Linked DNA regions of Homo sapiens: region 1 is linked to region 2. The links are chromatin loops, found by intact Hi-C in ENCODE. Cell type or tissue: heart right ventricle. All regions are shown on one strand.

Region 1 (8,000 bases), 220 kb after region 2:
TAAATACATTCTAGAATAAATGATACTTTAATTTAAAATTTATTTCTAGCTAAGTCATATGGGTAGGATTTTACCAAGTTTAAAAAATTATATATTTTTCAGATACATGAATAGCACTACCAATCTCAGTTGTTTCTGATATAAAATGTCTCAGCAAGTACTGTGGTGATTAGTATTTCTCTCTCCTTTCTCTTTTTCTATATAGTAAACTATAAGCCTTAAATCGTTAAGTGTAATGTAATCTGAGGAGAGAGAGTGAGTTGACTACTATCCATAAATACCTCTACATCTCCTTTAGTCGAGGGTTTAATATTAACAATACATTCTCTGTAGGCTTTTCCGGTTTCTTACAGGAAGAGAAAAATAATTTTGTAGCGAACAACAATTACGAAATTTATTTGATTTGCTGGGAAATCCCAGCGTGCCTATGGGTTGCCAATCCTATTATCCCCCAGTAAAGGAGTAGGGAAGGTAGATTTTGTACCACAGCAACCACCCCCGCTATTTCTAGCCATTCTTCCTTTTTTTCTCTGGCTTTCCTGTGAAATTACCAACTTCCTACCTGGCTTGCTGCTAATTGTTCAGACCCACAAATGGGGGCATGGTGATGGCTGTTGTTTCCTCTACTGACATTACAATAATGTATGAGACTCTCAGGGTTAACTGTGTATTTGAGATTTCACTAAGCATGATTGCATTAACATAGATTTCCTCTCCAGTCATGACACAAATTTTTAAAAAGTTTTTCAGGTTCAATATTTCATTACTACTGTTCCCTCTGCATCTACCCTTCCTACCATTTACTATGTGTCTATTCCATGACAGGTGCGGAGCTAAGAACTCTACATGTATAATGTCATGTAATTCCCCACGCCTCTCCAGCGTAGGTACTCTGATGACATCCATTTGTCACATGAGTATTCTGAGGCTGGGAGAACCTTCAGTGACTTGCCCAATTTGTCACAGAGCTGGTAAGAGGCAGAGCAGGGCCCCAACCCAAGTCTGTCTCTGGACTCATGAGCACTAGGAGATCTTGCGCATTACTCTGTGATCTTCCTCTTTTGGTCTTCACATTTTATACTGTGATACCTTAGATAGTTTTCCCTCTTTTTATTCTTGAGCCCCAGATCCAATTTACCATCTTTCTTTTTGACCCCTTCAAGAGAACAGCTACAAATAAATTATTTAATTTAATCAGCATTTATTAAACATCAGCTGTGTGTGGAGTATTGACGGGCACTGGAACTACCAAGATTTGTTTATTTTTCTGTCTACAAAACATTTGAGATAACTGACAAAGTACGTAAAATAAGAAAGGGATAAAAATAAGTTGCAAGACCTTTAAGACATAGTGACTTTCCTCCTGGGATCTTTCTAGAAGAATCCCACTTGAGAGTGGTTCTTCATGTTCTTGTTTTGTCTCCTTGACCTGCTCTGTGGGACATAATGAGTGTTCATCTGCACTTTTCGTGTCAGGCTTCCCTCAAGGACTCTGTCCTCACCCTGAGTCTGGGATGAAAGCCACCCTGATTTGTGACTGTAATAACCAGCTTCTCCTAAAAAGTTGGTGGTGTTAGGGATATCTTCACATGGATTGTCTTGTTTCCATGTGAAATAGTGTCTTAGAGCCCTGAGAAGTAGCTGTCATGTGGAAACGGAGTCATGCTTGCCTGCATTCTGTGTGTCTCCTCCAAACCTCACTACTTCCTTGAATTGCCCACAGGATTCGCATTCCTGTCTGACTGCGGGTTCCTTCTTCCTGTTTCGATTCTTTTTTCATGGGCTTTTTGCACCACTACCCGCCTTCCTGTCTCAGTATTTTTGTTGCTGGCTCATCCTTCTTGTCTTCTCAGATGTCAGCCTCCTATCCGTGGCCTGTGGGCTACTTGGCGGACCCTCTAGAAATGTACCTCGACAGTTGTTCATGTCTTTTAACAATTTCTTTTATATTGTTGAGCAGATGGAACAATTATTTAAGTCTATTTTCATTCCTCATACCCCACAAATCTACACAAGTGTTTAGTGACATAAGTGTAAATATTATTGAAACATCAAAATATCTTGCTGTCTGCATCCAGTTGCTAGTTCACAGCATTCAGGTGACAGTGGCTGTATTTGTAGAGCCTGAGGAAAATGACATAAGATGTTTTCTTTGACAGTGGTTGTCTTACGTATTTGGATATACCCATTGTGTAAATATGCGTTGAACGAAGGAGCTGTGTCATCCACATCTAACAGAGGTGAAAACAAAAGTCTACCATAAGGTCTGTCTGCCTTTAGCCAAATGGGAAGTGATGTTTCTGCACATTGTCACAAGTGCGTAGCCAACCATAACCTCTTCTTGAGCAACTTAAGCTGGCACAGGAAATCTGAGACATGACTAAATGACGTGTCAGGAAAGAAGAATTTCTGAAATGTTGTTTAAACAAAAACTGGCAGATATGTAACATTTCTCTATCAATGCAAGAAATCATCCTACATGAAAAAGGAAGCTCAAAATTTTGTTTATGTAAAAACTTTTTTAAATTACTTGAGTTTTGTTAACATTTATCCTTTTACATAGGGTTGCTAAAGTTAGCGAATAAATTATAGGATACCCAGTTAAAATTTAATTTCAGGTAAACAACAAATAGATTTTTAGTATAAGTAGGTCCCATGAAATGTTTATGACATATATATACTAAAAACTCATTCATTATTTAATCTAAAATTTATATTTAGCTTGGCATCCTATATTTTGTCTGGCAACCCTCCTTTTAAGAAAATCTAATAATCCATATTTACCTGATAGGTAAATTAGAATACTGATTCTTTTTTGAATGAAAATAATGTATTTTTTTAAATTTTTCTAACTTTAGTTCCTCTAATAGAAATTAATTTAGATAACTAAGGAACCATAGGAATTTAAAAGCTGACCTATCAGAAATAACTTCAGCTATATTACATTAAAAATGAAGAGATGGAATCTGAAATAGGAAAGTAAGATTTATACCCATTATTCAGCCAAAATCTGTTTTTCTTTAACTTCTACCCATTGTTCCTAAGTCTGCCCTCTGGGGGCTGTAGAAAATAATGAAGATGATGTTATTAATGATAACCAGTGCTTGCTGTAACCAGTTATGTGCATTATTTTATTGGATTTAATTTGTTTACTCTTTATAACAGCATGTGAGGGAGGTGCTTTTCTGATTTCCATTCTACAAAATAAGAAACTAAAGCACAGAGTAGTTGATTAGCTTAACCATAACCACATCTCTTTGTCAACTCTTAAAGTACCAGAGCTTTCATAGTTTTAAAGTTCCCAATTCCTTCTACCATTTCTTTTAGTACAGGGTCTCTAGACCCTTTCCTGTCCTCATTCAACTCTCAGCTTGTTGTGGCTTGTCAGTGCCCTGAAATATGTTATGGCCAAAATTTAAAAGTATACTTCATAGATCATATAATTTACAAGTAGAGTACAGCAGGATTTTTAATGGCCTTGGTACTAAAGTTATATTGCCAATAGTGACCCATGGATTAGCTGAGTTTTGTTTCGTTCTAGTTTTTGAATGGGGAATGTACTTTTACATAATACAGTTGGCTCAGGTTGACCTTTTAGTCAGGTGAAACTTCCAGGTTCTTATCTGTACTAAATGCAGGTAAGCAAAGTCTCCCTCAATTTCCACATGCACAGTTTGCTTTTTTAAACAGATGTGCAGGAATTCACTTGTATTTGTATAACTTTTAGAAATTGTCTCATTTTACCTTATTCTTCCTGCCTGCTATCATTCTTACATATTTATTTTTGTTTGTTTGTGTGAGACAGAGTCTCGCTCTGTTGCCCAGGCTGAAGTGCAGTGGCACAATCTCAGCTCACTGCAATCTTTGCCCCCTAGGTTAAAACGATTCTCTTGCCTCAGTTTCCCGAGTAGCTGGGATTACAGGCGCATGCCACCATACCCGGCTAATTTTTTGTATTTTTAGTAGAGACGGAGTTTTGCCATGTTACCCAGACTGGTCTCGAACTCCTGGCCTCATGTGATCCACCTGCCTCGACCTCCCAAATTGCTAGGATTACAGGTGTGAGCCACCGCACCCGGCCGTATTTTATATTTCTTTATAATATATCAAAAAGGCAGTACTGGTCTATGTTTGGAGCAGAGACCCAGACTCTGCAGGAGATACGTGTATAAGTGAGTGAGCTCCCTCCTGTTTCTCATCTCCAGACGTTCCTATGCCTCTGCTTTCTTCCCAGTTGGCTTGAGTAGATGTCCAAGGGATTGACATCAGCATGTCTATATTGTTTGACCATTTCAGCTTTGGGGAAGAAGGTTGGAGCTGTGTTACAACATTTCTCTCCCTTAAACTCGACAAACTCTTAAATCACCTTCCTTTGATATTCCACAGTGATCCTGCCTAGTTAAATATTTTTTTTCCTAAATCGTCTCTCTATGTGCCATGCCTGTAGCTGTAGCTTTGGTAAAGTTTGTTTCCAAAATAATAAGACTTATAATACCTTGTTCTTGGTAATCAAGAGAGTTAATAATAGGAAAAAGTATTTACCTGGGGGAATTGTAAACCATTTGTATTTCATATAAAAAATGACAGCTCTAGTTGTCTTGGACGTAGCTGGGAGCAGAATGTATTGAGAGAAATGGGGTAGAGTGTAGTGAGACAAAAGAGGCTTCTTTGTGTTTGTTTTCAAGGAAAGCTCAGATTTAGATGTAAACTAATTAAGCATCTTCTAACATTTAAAAAAACATGAGAGATAAAATCTTATTCATGCACCTGATAGTTCTAAAATTTTATGAGAAATTTGATGAATTTATGTATATTGAATTGATTCATGTATCAGTATACCATTTAGTAGAGAACAATTTTCTGTATTTTCATCATTATCAATAATTAGTGTAATTAATATCTATGCCAATACATTTAATAAATATAATAGAATTTTACTCACTTAGGCTTGTATTTCTAATAAATACAAAACACAAAGTGATCAACACTTATTATTCTCTTTCTGGGACCGCTTTGATGTGTCTTAGCTACCTTTTATACATTAAATTTATTATATTTTTAGCAAACCTATTAACTGATAAGTTTACTGATTATAATTTTTATTAGAATGAATAACATTTTATAAAAATTTGAGAGCATTATTCAGAAAATTACAAGTGCTGTATTATCCAGTGCTTTCTAGCATCAACATTCAGCCTAGAATATTGCCATGATACTGTATTTAAATAACTGGCATGTTAAAAAACACACACACGCACATATTAATAAATCATAGGTGCTCTGTGAAGGTAATCTATTACACACTATGGTTTAAAACATGATTTTATAATGCATGATACCACAACTCACTTTGGAATGCGTATGAATGATGTATTAGTGACTTTTTCTAAATACGTATTCCATCACTCTTAAGCACACTGTAGAAATGATGCGTAATTTTGTTTTATAAATAATATATCTTTAAAAGACGTTAGTTTCTATAAATATTTAAAATATTTTTGTAGTATAAAAAGTATAAAATGAAAAATGTTCTAAATTGGGTTTCATTTTATATGATGTCTTTCCCATAGTAGTTAATGTAAATACTATTCTATTTTTGTCTTTAATGTTCAGAAGGAGCCCAGCTATGTTGTGTTTTTTGCTAGTATGATGTTGGGCTAACTTTTATAGCATTTTTCCTTTTTGGATAACTTAATTTACCACGTAATTGTCCATGCTGGGGTGGAGCAAAGATTTATCCAAAAGGTTACTTTTATTAGAAAAGTGTACTGCTTTAGGGTTTTGAATTTCTGACTACTGGCTGACAGTAACCTTATTTGCTGAGTATCAGTTGTCGTTCAGTTACTCTTTCCCTGTCTCATTGGCTTTTCTCTCCCTGTTTCCCATTTTGACTTTATACTGAATAAAATCAAACGTCTAAGTACTCTACTTACTATATACACCTTGCCATTTATATGTAACAAGTCTCTTGCAGGAAAGTGTTCAAATGATGCGATCTTTGTTTTATGCTATTGGAAAATATACTTGTCAACCTTAAGAAATAGTATATTCAGTCAACGCTTCATTAAATGTAGTATTCTTTCCTGAAAAATAAAACCCAGTGCTCTGTTTAGTTCTTACCTACATTATAGTCTGCAAATAAGACATATGACAAATTGGTTGTAAGCTGAATTTCAATTTTAAATGAAAAATGATTTCTAAAAAGAATCTCATTTTGTTTCATAAAACCCTGAACACACTTTATATGGAATTTAGGACTCATTTGTAACCATAAAGAAATGATAATCAAACTTCCCAACAAGATGAGGTTTTGGGGAAATATGAATTAAACTGGCTACCTGGAGAATGTCCAAATATTGCAAAACATATTTTGAAAATATCAAGTGGGCCTTAGGGTGGAATTCCATAAATAATCAAAAAAGCCAGATGTCTTTGATCATGAAATAATTTGTGGAAGTGTGCCAAGGTGTTCTAAGCTTTCCTCATCTGTTTTTAAAATAATCCATTTAATATGAAAATGGGTTCCAAAAAATTTAACATTTTTTGCCAAATTCAGTTTGTCTTTATTAACTGATTCCCCAGATTCTAAATTAATGAATATGATTTTAAATATTTTAAGAACCCCCCCAATTCTTTTTCTTAGTTAACTCAAACCAGCAAACATTTATTGTGTGTTTACTGTAAACACGGTGTTATACCTGTTTCAAGGGCATATAAAAGTAAAAAAACAAAACATACTGTTTACCTTCAAATTACTGCAAATGATTCCAACAAAATAGTTTCCTGTAGTATTTTATAAAGAAAGTTCTTTAAATGGCTACCTGAAAATATTTTTAGCATTAAAGTCAACAAATATTTTAGGTCTTTTTCTTCACTGTAACAAATTCTAGGAGAATATAGAAAAAGTGTCAAATGTAGCACTTCTTTTTGACAAACTAATTTTTTATAATCTAGCCTAAAAGATAAGATAAAATATCAGATAGTGTAAGGACATGAGTAAATGGTAATTGTACTACAATTTTAAGTGTTGTAAAAGCTCACAGAAAATGAAAATTAGAAGTCACTGTATTATGTCAACACTTCTTTTGGGCTGGAAGAGCTAATTCCCATAATAGTATTTATTTCTGTAAGTTTTTTTTTTTTAAATAAGGACAAAGTTTAGCCCTACTTATGTTTGCACTATCAAAAGTTTCATTGTGACTATGCATGTGAATGGCATAGTGTGTTTACATCCAGGTTGAAGTACTTTGTAATGAAAATCTTTGGTTCAGAAATTAATGTTGTCGTATCAGTTTTTGAGATATGCTCAAATTCTGTTGTTTGTTGCCAATGAGTATGGCCCAAAATTTGGGAGATAGTTGTATTTAGCTATACAGTATTCAGTGAGTTGTATCTGAATTTCCTGCTAAGTTATGTAACTTTTCAGAGGAAAGACTTTGTCATAGTGTTACGGTTTCTAACTTATTTCCAAGTCCTCCCTCTAGGTGATGATTCCTCTATGAACTGTCCTCTTCATTACCATCAGTGTGGCACCATCCAAAGCAGGGAATTGCATGTGAGGCTCCCAATAGCTCTCTGTTGCCTGCAGAAAACATTTCTTAGCACCAGCAAAAAGTCCCTCCTCCAGTCTTGCCTCTCTTTCCCTGCAAAAATTATTTTCATGAGCAGGCTCTGCATTTTATATGTTGTTGGTACTTTCTCCTGGGTGAATACCTTCTTTTAAGTGCCTGGCTCAACTATTAGGTCTTCAGTGTCTTTCCCTGACCCCACTGTTATATTTTTCCACAATCAGTGTTTCCACATTTATTATAGCATAGTACAGATAGTGTATCAGTGGAGTCCAATCAGGGACAGAAACCACAACAGTTACTTGAACAGAGATACATCAATATAAAGAATTGTTAGCTAGGTAGAAAGGTGATACTTAGGCAACTGACAAGGCAGGAAGAGGACCCTAAGGGATCAAATGTGTTTCAACTGCAGGAAAGAGATTGGGTTAT
Region 2 (8,000 bases):
CCAGCCTGGCCAACATGGTGAAACCCCATCTATACTAAAAATATAAAAAGCAGCTGGGCATGGTGGTACATGCCTGTAACCCCAGCTACTCAGGAGGCTGAGGCAGGAGAATCACTTGAATTCGGAAGGCGGAGGCTGCAGGGAGCTGAAATTGCGCCATTGCATTCCAGCCTAGGTGACAGAGCGAGACTCCATCTCAAAAAAAAAAAAAAAAAAAAGAACATTCAGAAATCTCAGAGGAGAGAAAACCTTAAAGAGCAAGCAGTTCTAAAACAGTTTAGAATTTAGGATTAAAGTTTTCAGCCATTAATTAAAGTTCAGGATAGAAAATAAATAGTACGTGGTCAAGAAAATGGAAACTTGAAAGTAACAAAAATTAAAATTCTCATTAATCAGATGCAGAAAAAGGTCTGTCCTGTTGATACAAAGGTATCACAAAGTACTAGCTTTCTTTTGAAGTGACTTATTTATAATACCAGAACCCAGACTGCAGGTTAAATGGCAGAGCTCCCTAATACATACGGAATGCTGATGAGCCTCTTCTCTTGAACAGTGTGAGCACTCAGAGTCTGTTAGTATAAGCACTGGAGACACTGGACCAGCATTCCTTTGAGGAACTGACATCAAGGCATGGAGAGTGGTATATCAGTCATCGGTAATTAAAAAGAGGGACCAGAGATGCTTCTTTGCTATCTAGTCCCTATATTCCATCAGAGTAAATACATTTAAAATATAAAGGAAAGAAGGTCTTTTGGTTTGTTTTTTGGTGAAAACAGTTGACTTGGATACTTCAATCAGTTAAAACAAATTTATTCAGTAAAAACTTCCTAAAGGCTCATTAAAAGTTTAGTATTACATTGGGCACTGTAGTCTATGACTTCTATTTGGTCATAACCTCAAATGCAGAATAGGTTTAAATCTTTCCTACCCCCGAGAAAGGAATTTCCAACAAATTAAACAATCAGTATAACTTTTGAGTATCTACTTTCCAAAACACTGTAGCTGATAGCTAAAGTTAATCCTCCACAGAAGGCAATTTTTCCTAAATCATTTCAGCTATATGAATTACTCTACATGTCTTTAGCTTCCCAAAGCACTTCCAAAGCATTCATTTGCCTGTAGTACCATTCCAGAGGCTCATCTTCCCCAAAAACTCTTCCCTTCCCCTTCAAAAAAAGCCATGAGCTTATTATTATTATTATTATTTTTAAGGAATGGAGTCTTGCTTTGTTACCGAGCCTGGTCTCCTGAGTTCAAGCGATTCTCTCGCCTCAGCCTCCCAAAGTGCTGGGATTACAGGCATGAGCCACTGGGCCCAGCTCATGAGATTCTAGAGAAGAGCATTCCAAGCACAGCAAACAGCAAGTGCGAAGTCCTTAAAGCTGGAAACAGCTTGGTGTGTTTGAGGAACACAGACATAGCCAGTGTAGCTGGAGTACAGTAAGCACAGGAGAAAGTGGGTGAGAGAGACGTGGGAGAGTGGCTCAGAGAGGCATGTGCCAGATCCTTTGAGATCTTGGTAAAAAGTCTGAATTTTTATTCTAAATAAATTTGAAAGTATTGGATAATTTTAATTACTAGTTACATGATGTGAATAAGTGAACAATGTCTAAGTTACTGAAAGAGTTTTCAAATTGTTTCAAAGTGAGGCTGGCTAAAGACATAACACCAACTCCTCTTGTTCTGTCTGCCATTTCTTATCTTTTCTGACAGTAAGACGGTATTTTCATTTTAATCCCATTCAGTATTATGGTGAAATTATTTTTTTCTATCACATCCTTTATTCTATCTGATGTAACTTTCAATATGAGGAAATTAAAAGTATAAAAAGTTCAGTAAATTTCCACTAACTTAAGGATTAAAAGTTTGGTTAATAAAGTAAAATGGAAACATGAATAAATTATTTGTACAGATAATGATGTATAGCTTCAACAACTTTCAGAATGGAATCTGCCTATAACTGAGTTAAATATTTTGGAAGCCCTCACACCAGGGGTCAAATAAAAAGCTACTTTTCCCCACCCCCAAAATTCTCTTTTAAGTGTCAAAAGGGTCACTGAACAGCATTGGGAATGACTGATCTGTTTGCCAGAGTCTGATCACTAGAGCATTTGAATTTATGTTAGCAATATACTCAAATAATATACTAAATAATACTTAATATACTTAAACACACAGCTCTGCATGTATAAGGCAGGGATAACTGTACTAAAACAAAAACTATTAATGGCAAAATACAGTTTCTTTAAAAACAATCAATAAAATCCACCTTTCTCAGCATTTTATGAGAGATGATAGAAAGTTAACCTTGTGACATTAGAATCTTAAATAAACAAGGAAAAGCCATCCATATCAATGACTAAAATAAGATAGTGAAACATAAAAAACAGAGATACATTTCTTAACTGGATGATGATATACACCCCCAAATCCATGAGAGTTGATCTGACTAGTATTTCACCTTCTTGAAAGATATCAGTACCTCCCACCGTTTCTGAAACTGCAATGATAAAGGCAACAGCCATCTGCTTGCTATACAGGATAGAAATATAGTATTTTTCTTCTACTTTTGAGTCTCACTGAGATAGCTTTTTAAGAGTGTCTTCAAAACAGGACAGAATATCCAAAAAAAATAAACTAGGAGATAAAAAAATGAGACGAATTTAAACATTCACATGGAAAATATCAGCACAATGAAAAAAGGTAGACGTACAAAATAAAATGTAAATGCAGGAGTTAAACACACAAGAAACTAGAAAAGCTAAATTCCTATTTATATTAAAGGTACAAGAGAATTTAGCTTAGGTAGGAAGAGAAGGACTTTAAAAAATTCAATAGGTGGGCATGGGAGATTGCAAAATACCCATCTTTTAGAAGAAAAAGGAAAAAGAAAGCTATCAGCATGGCATGACTCGGTATAGGATTACCAGCCTGAAGAAGTATTTTCCTGTATAAACTCAAGGTCAGGTACAGTTTTAAAAGAAAATACAAGAAGCTTAGGCCCAAAGGAATAAGAAATTCCTATCTACTACTGAACTAAGATAATAGGAAATCAGATTTTCTTTAAAAAATTATTTACAATGAAAACAGAATATTATTATTTATTTACATACATATTTATGTCCTGTTCAGCCATTTTCATTAATTCTAACAAATGTCAATTTAGAAAATGTCACATTTGGCTGGACACAGTGGCTCACACCTGTAATCCCAGCACTTTGGGAGGCCAAGGCAGGTGGATCACTTGAGGTCAGGAGTTTGAGATCAGCCTGGCCAACATGGTTAAACCCTGTCTCTACTAAAAATATAAAAATTAGCTGGGTGTGGTGGCATACACCTGTGATCCCAGCTACTCCTCGGGAGGCTGAGGCATGAGAATTGCTTGAATCTGGGAGGTGGGGTTGCAGTGAGCCAAGATTGTGCCACAGCACTCCAGCCTGGGTGACAGACTGACACTCTGTCTCAAAAAAAAAAAAAAAAAGGCCTATTTGCTCAGAAAGAAAGATCAAATGTGATAAAGTATCCTGGTGCAATTAGAAAGAGAATGGTGATTGGGGTTGGAAATTTAGGAGTTTGAATTGCTTCCCTTTCTATTTAACACTGTATATAACCACGGTTGTGTGCATGTTTCTTACTGTCCTTGACCTTGCATTTCCTGTTAAACAGGGGTAATATTTCCTGCCTGATCTCACTCAACCAGTATATATACAAATTGTCCTGTAAATTTTAAGTCCTTGTTGAAGATGCTCAAAGTGGTGAACCTTAGGACTCAGAATAATATCGTTTTAGATTGTGATTACCATTTGTTTCCCAAAGAAAGCAGTCATCAATCTGAAGGTTAAACTTACTCAATGGTCACTGCAGCTAAATTGATCTCTGTTGCACTGTTAATAACAATGTTACATTCAATGGGAAATATCATCTTATATTTAAGAAAATTTTATTCTAGATGCAGTATTAGAACTTGTATGTATTGTGCCTGAAAGATAGGAATTATGCAAGAAAAGTATAAATATAAATTGATTTTTTTACTTTCAGTTTGTTGGCATACAGTAATTTGATCCTTTACTGAAAGTCTCTAGAACTATATTTTAAAAAGTGGCATGAGGAAGAACAATCTTCTCAGTGGGAGATACGCAATTTCATTTTGTTGTGGCTTTATTGTGGGGAGAGGTGAGACACATGAAGTAGAATTAAAAACAGAAAAAACTGTTTCTCTCCTGAAGATAAATTTGTTATATACGTTAAAACTTTCATAAAATATTTGTAGTTGTCATGAATGATATCTCAAGCTGACATTTGAAATAGTGATTAAAAAAAATACCTTCATACAGTTAGGCCTTTCCTTCTTTCCCAATTTAGTTAAGTTACGTCTTGCTACTGAGAACTTAACGAATACCACACATTTTCTCCTGTAGACAAAGGAAAAACTGAGGATTTTTTTATGTTGAAGTGCAAAGTGTAATGCAGTGATTATAGATGTCTGCCTCAGCTATATTGTATCCTTGTTAATCAGGGATATTTGACTATATGGCTTTATAGAAATTACAAGCCAATACTTCAGGATGAAATTTCAGTTCATACGTAAGAGCAAGCCTCAGAGAAGATAGAAATGTTAATACAACAGTCTAAACTGCTAAGAGACATCTTAGTAAGGAAGACAGATTTTAAAATAACTAACTATAATTGAAAAGCCAAATAAAATAGTGTGTTAATAGAACTTAGAAGAGGTCATTAATTTTGACAGGTGGCATATGGGAAACTTTTGGAAAATGTGGCAGTTGAGCAATGCCTTGAGGGATATGTATCTATACAGGTGGGGATTGCCATTCCTAGTTCATGAAGCAGAATCCTGAAAGTACCTAACATACTTGATAAATGTGAGAAAAGTAATGTTTATACTACAGTGTAAACTTCACAAGGGCAGGGACCATTGCCTGTTTTATCCACTGCTATATCAGTAGTATTTAGAAAATATCTGGTACAAGATAAATATTTGTTGAATAAACAAATTAATTGGATGCTGGGCAATTTAGGGAAAAGACACTGGAAATGCAGTTTGAGACTAGAAAACCTTAAGAACATGAAGACAATAAAGAATAGGGCAGGTTTTTGAAGAAGAGAATAGGGCCAGGCGCAATGGCTTGCTCTTGTAATTCCAGCACCTTAGGAGGCTGAGGTAGGAGGATCTCTTGAGCCCAGGAGTTCGAGACCAGCCTGGGCAATATAGTGAGACCCCATCGCTACGAAAGGATCACTTGACCCCGGGAAGCAGAGGTTGCAGTGAGCCACTGTACTCCAGCCTGGGCGACAGAGGGAGATCTTGTCAGAAAAAAAAAGAATAAAGTGATTTATGTTATTTATTAATATTAACAGATAATCAGTTACTATTAATCAATTAATAGTAACATTAATTTTAATAAGTATTTATTAATATTAAAATTCTGGAGGCAGTGTCAATTGCCTGAAGAGGTGAGTCTATAGACAAGGTAAGTATGAGTATGGATGTGGGACTTGGGACTCAGCTGGACCTGGTAGGATTTGACAAATGACTTAGATATAGGGGTGAGAAAAAAAGAATCAATTAAATATGCTTCTAGAGATTTCCAAACTGAGTGACCAGGAGAATGGTGGTGTCATTATGTAATAAAAGGAGAACAGGCAAATAGCAAGTTTTGGGGGAGGAAAAAAATAAGTTCTGTTTTTAGGCATATTAAAGTGTGGACTGGAAATCCAAATGGAAAAGTTTCACATAAGGAAATATAGATTTGGGGCTCAGAAGTGAACCAGGATGAAAGCTATGGATGAACTCAATTCATGAATATTTACTCTGACTGCCTACTCTGCACCAGCACTAACATTTAAGCCATAGGCCTAATAGTGGTAGTTATACAGATGTGCATGCCCTGAACAGGTGATAAGATCTTGAGAAACATATGTATACACATTTAAGAGAAAAGAGGGAAAAGAACCACTGGACAAGACTAAGCTAGACTGATGAGAAATAAGAGGATGATGCACCAAGATCACGGGAGAATTTTTAAAGGAAGCTAAAGGGAAGAAGGTGTTCAAGCTATTGAAATCCTCGAGAATCTTCCTAATTCTGTAGTTTCTTTCAGAATATGGATGAAAATATTCAAAGAAGTGTCAAGTAGGAATCAAGCTCTTCAAAAAGAAAACTGGGAACACATACAAATCTTGCAAATGTCAAGAAACCAGTGAAATCTCAAAGAAATGGAAAAAGAAATATGATTCTAGCATAAAATCTGTTACTGTAACTTTCAGTGAATCATTTAAACTCTATATACCTCCAGCCACTCACACAGAAAACAGAGTTTTGTCTGTTTGTTTAAAATGAGGTTTGGGGAAAAATAACAATATGAACTTAGGAGTATAGGGAGGACTAGGAAGGATGTTTAAATATAAGACACAGTTTCTGCCCTTAAGTTACAGTCATTTTGAACTAAGAGCAAACCATACAAAGGTACTTAAACTATATGCTTTACCTAGAGTTCCACATGAAAGAATAAATATTTAAGAATAATACATATGCAAATCATCGTTAATGCAAATCAAGTCAGCAAATGCCCTACTAATACTCTAGTTTGAGGGTTCTTCCTCGTGGACTTGAGTTGAGATCCTCAAGTTGAGATCCTCAAGATCCTCAATTCAAAGTCTTTGAGTTGAAATATTGAGCTGGGGTCACTCAAACACTGAATACATTATACATCCATTATCATTAAGCAGTTTGATTGGTTTAAATTACATGTTTTAGAAACTAGAATGAAATTCTGATTAATAAAAAATTGTTTGATAAAGTATAATTAGTAGCAGCATAAGGAAAAAACCACCAAGCTGTGGTAGAGTGAGTGACTTCAAAACCCTCTGGCTGTAAAGTCTTCCTAGGATGAGTTCTTGCACACTATGGGCCAAGGGCATAAACATCTTCACGAGTTCCAATGCATGATGAGAAAGTGCCTCTCAGAAATGGTATACCAGTTTACATTCTTAAAAGCAGCTGAAGAAGTACTTGTCTCTTAACATTCTTGCCACCATTTAGTACTATTATTTTCAAGTCCTGTTAACTTGATAGAAGAAGAAAAAGTATACTGTTACTTTTGTTTCATTTAATGATTTAGACTTCTTTCTGGACATGCTTCTTACTGATTTGTAAAGTTCTTTCTTTATAAAGGAGATAGATCCTATAATCATTGCTAACGCCCACAGAAGAATCACCCACACTAACCTCATGCTTCCACACTATGTAGCATAAAATTGTGATGAACTGGCTGATGGCAAATTCAGCCTGTCTTCCTGCTGTTTGGCAAGTCTTTTTTTACTTTTTGTTGATCCTCTAATCAGAATTCCAGTGGCGGGCTATTGTAAACTGCCTCTGCTTTCCCTAAACTTCAATCCAAGCCTGAATCCCCTCCCTACACAGACTTGTCAGACCATGAGCACCCAGGACAGAGAGATTCCCAGAGCCTAGAATAGTAGTACCAGACACATGAGAGGCCAAATAATGACTACGCTGGCATGGCATGGCTTAAAAGGCATGTACCTGGAATGTTTGGTTTGAAACTCTAGCTCTGCACCTCATTCACTATGTGTTCCTGGGCAAATTAAGCTTCCTAGGCCACATTTTACTCATAAATAGAACGGCATTTAATAGCCACCTCACAGGGTGCTATGAAGCAAGAACCAAATACAAGGCATGGCTTATGGATGGTCATCAGTCATTGTTAGCTTACTTCCAATCCCCAAGTTGGTCTAGTCTTTCTCAGGCTTTGACAGCTTGAAATGGATTTATACGCAGCTACATTTACTCTTTTCTTCATGTCACTGATGGACAATGAGGGCACATTAATGGGTCTTTATTACTACAAAGTCAAGTTTCTGGCACTGAAGGATTTCCACAATTTAGCTCCATTTTACCTCTTCAAATTTATCTCATACTCCTCCCCATAAAAATTTTTCTATCTAAGCCGGAGTAGACTTTT

The links. A loop is a pair of places that touch in the nucleus more often than their neighbours do. Peaks named below come from ENCODE experiments on the same cell type or tissue, not always from the same donor. Only the 100,000 strongest peaks of a DNase experiment are listed, where the experiment ranks them.
Region 1: it touches region 2 in a loop (5-fold over the local background); 2 of 110 quality-filtered maps call a loop at or near these places.

The regions. Positions count from the first base shown.
Region 1 is chr7:112,074,925-112,082,924 of GRCh38, reverse strand. The region is part of intron 1 of DOCK4 (dedicator of cytokinesis 4); the gene reads left to right. Among named protein-coding and RNA genes, the nearest start is that of DOCK4, 130 kb to the left of the region's middle. RefSeq lists an enhancer at 2,361-2,410. In heart right ventricle, a CTCF peak has its summit at 3,065 (motif pointing left); a DNase peak (open chromatin) is centred at 1,745; H3K27ac peaks cover 3,364 bases.
Region 2 is chr7:112,298,431-112,306,430 of GRCh38, reverse strand. All of the region lies in intron 4 of ZNF277 (zinc finger protein 277), which reads right to left. Among named protein-coding and RNA genes, the nearest start is that of ZNF277-AS1, 48 kb to the left of the region's middle. In heart right ventricle, no CTCF peak of the experiment used is centred here; no DNase peak of the experiment used is centred here.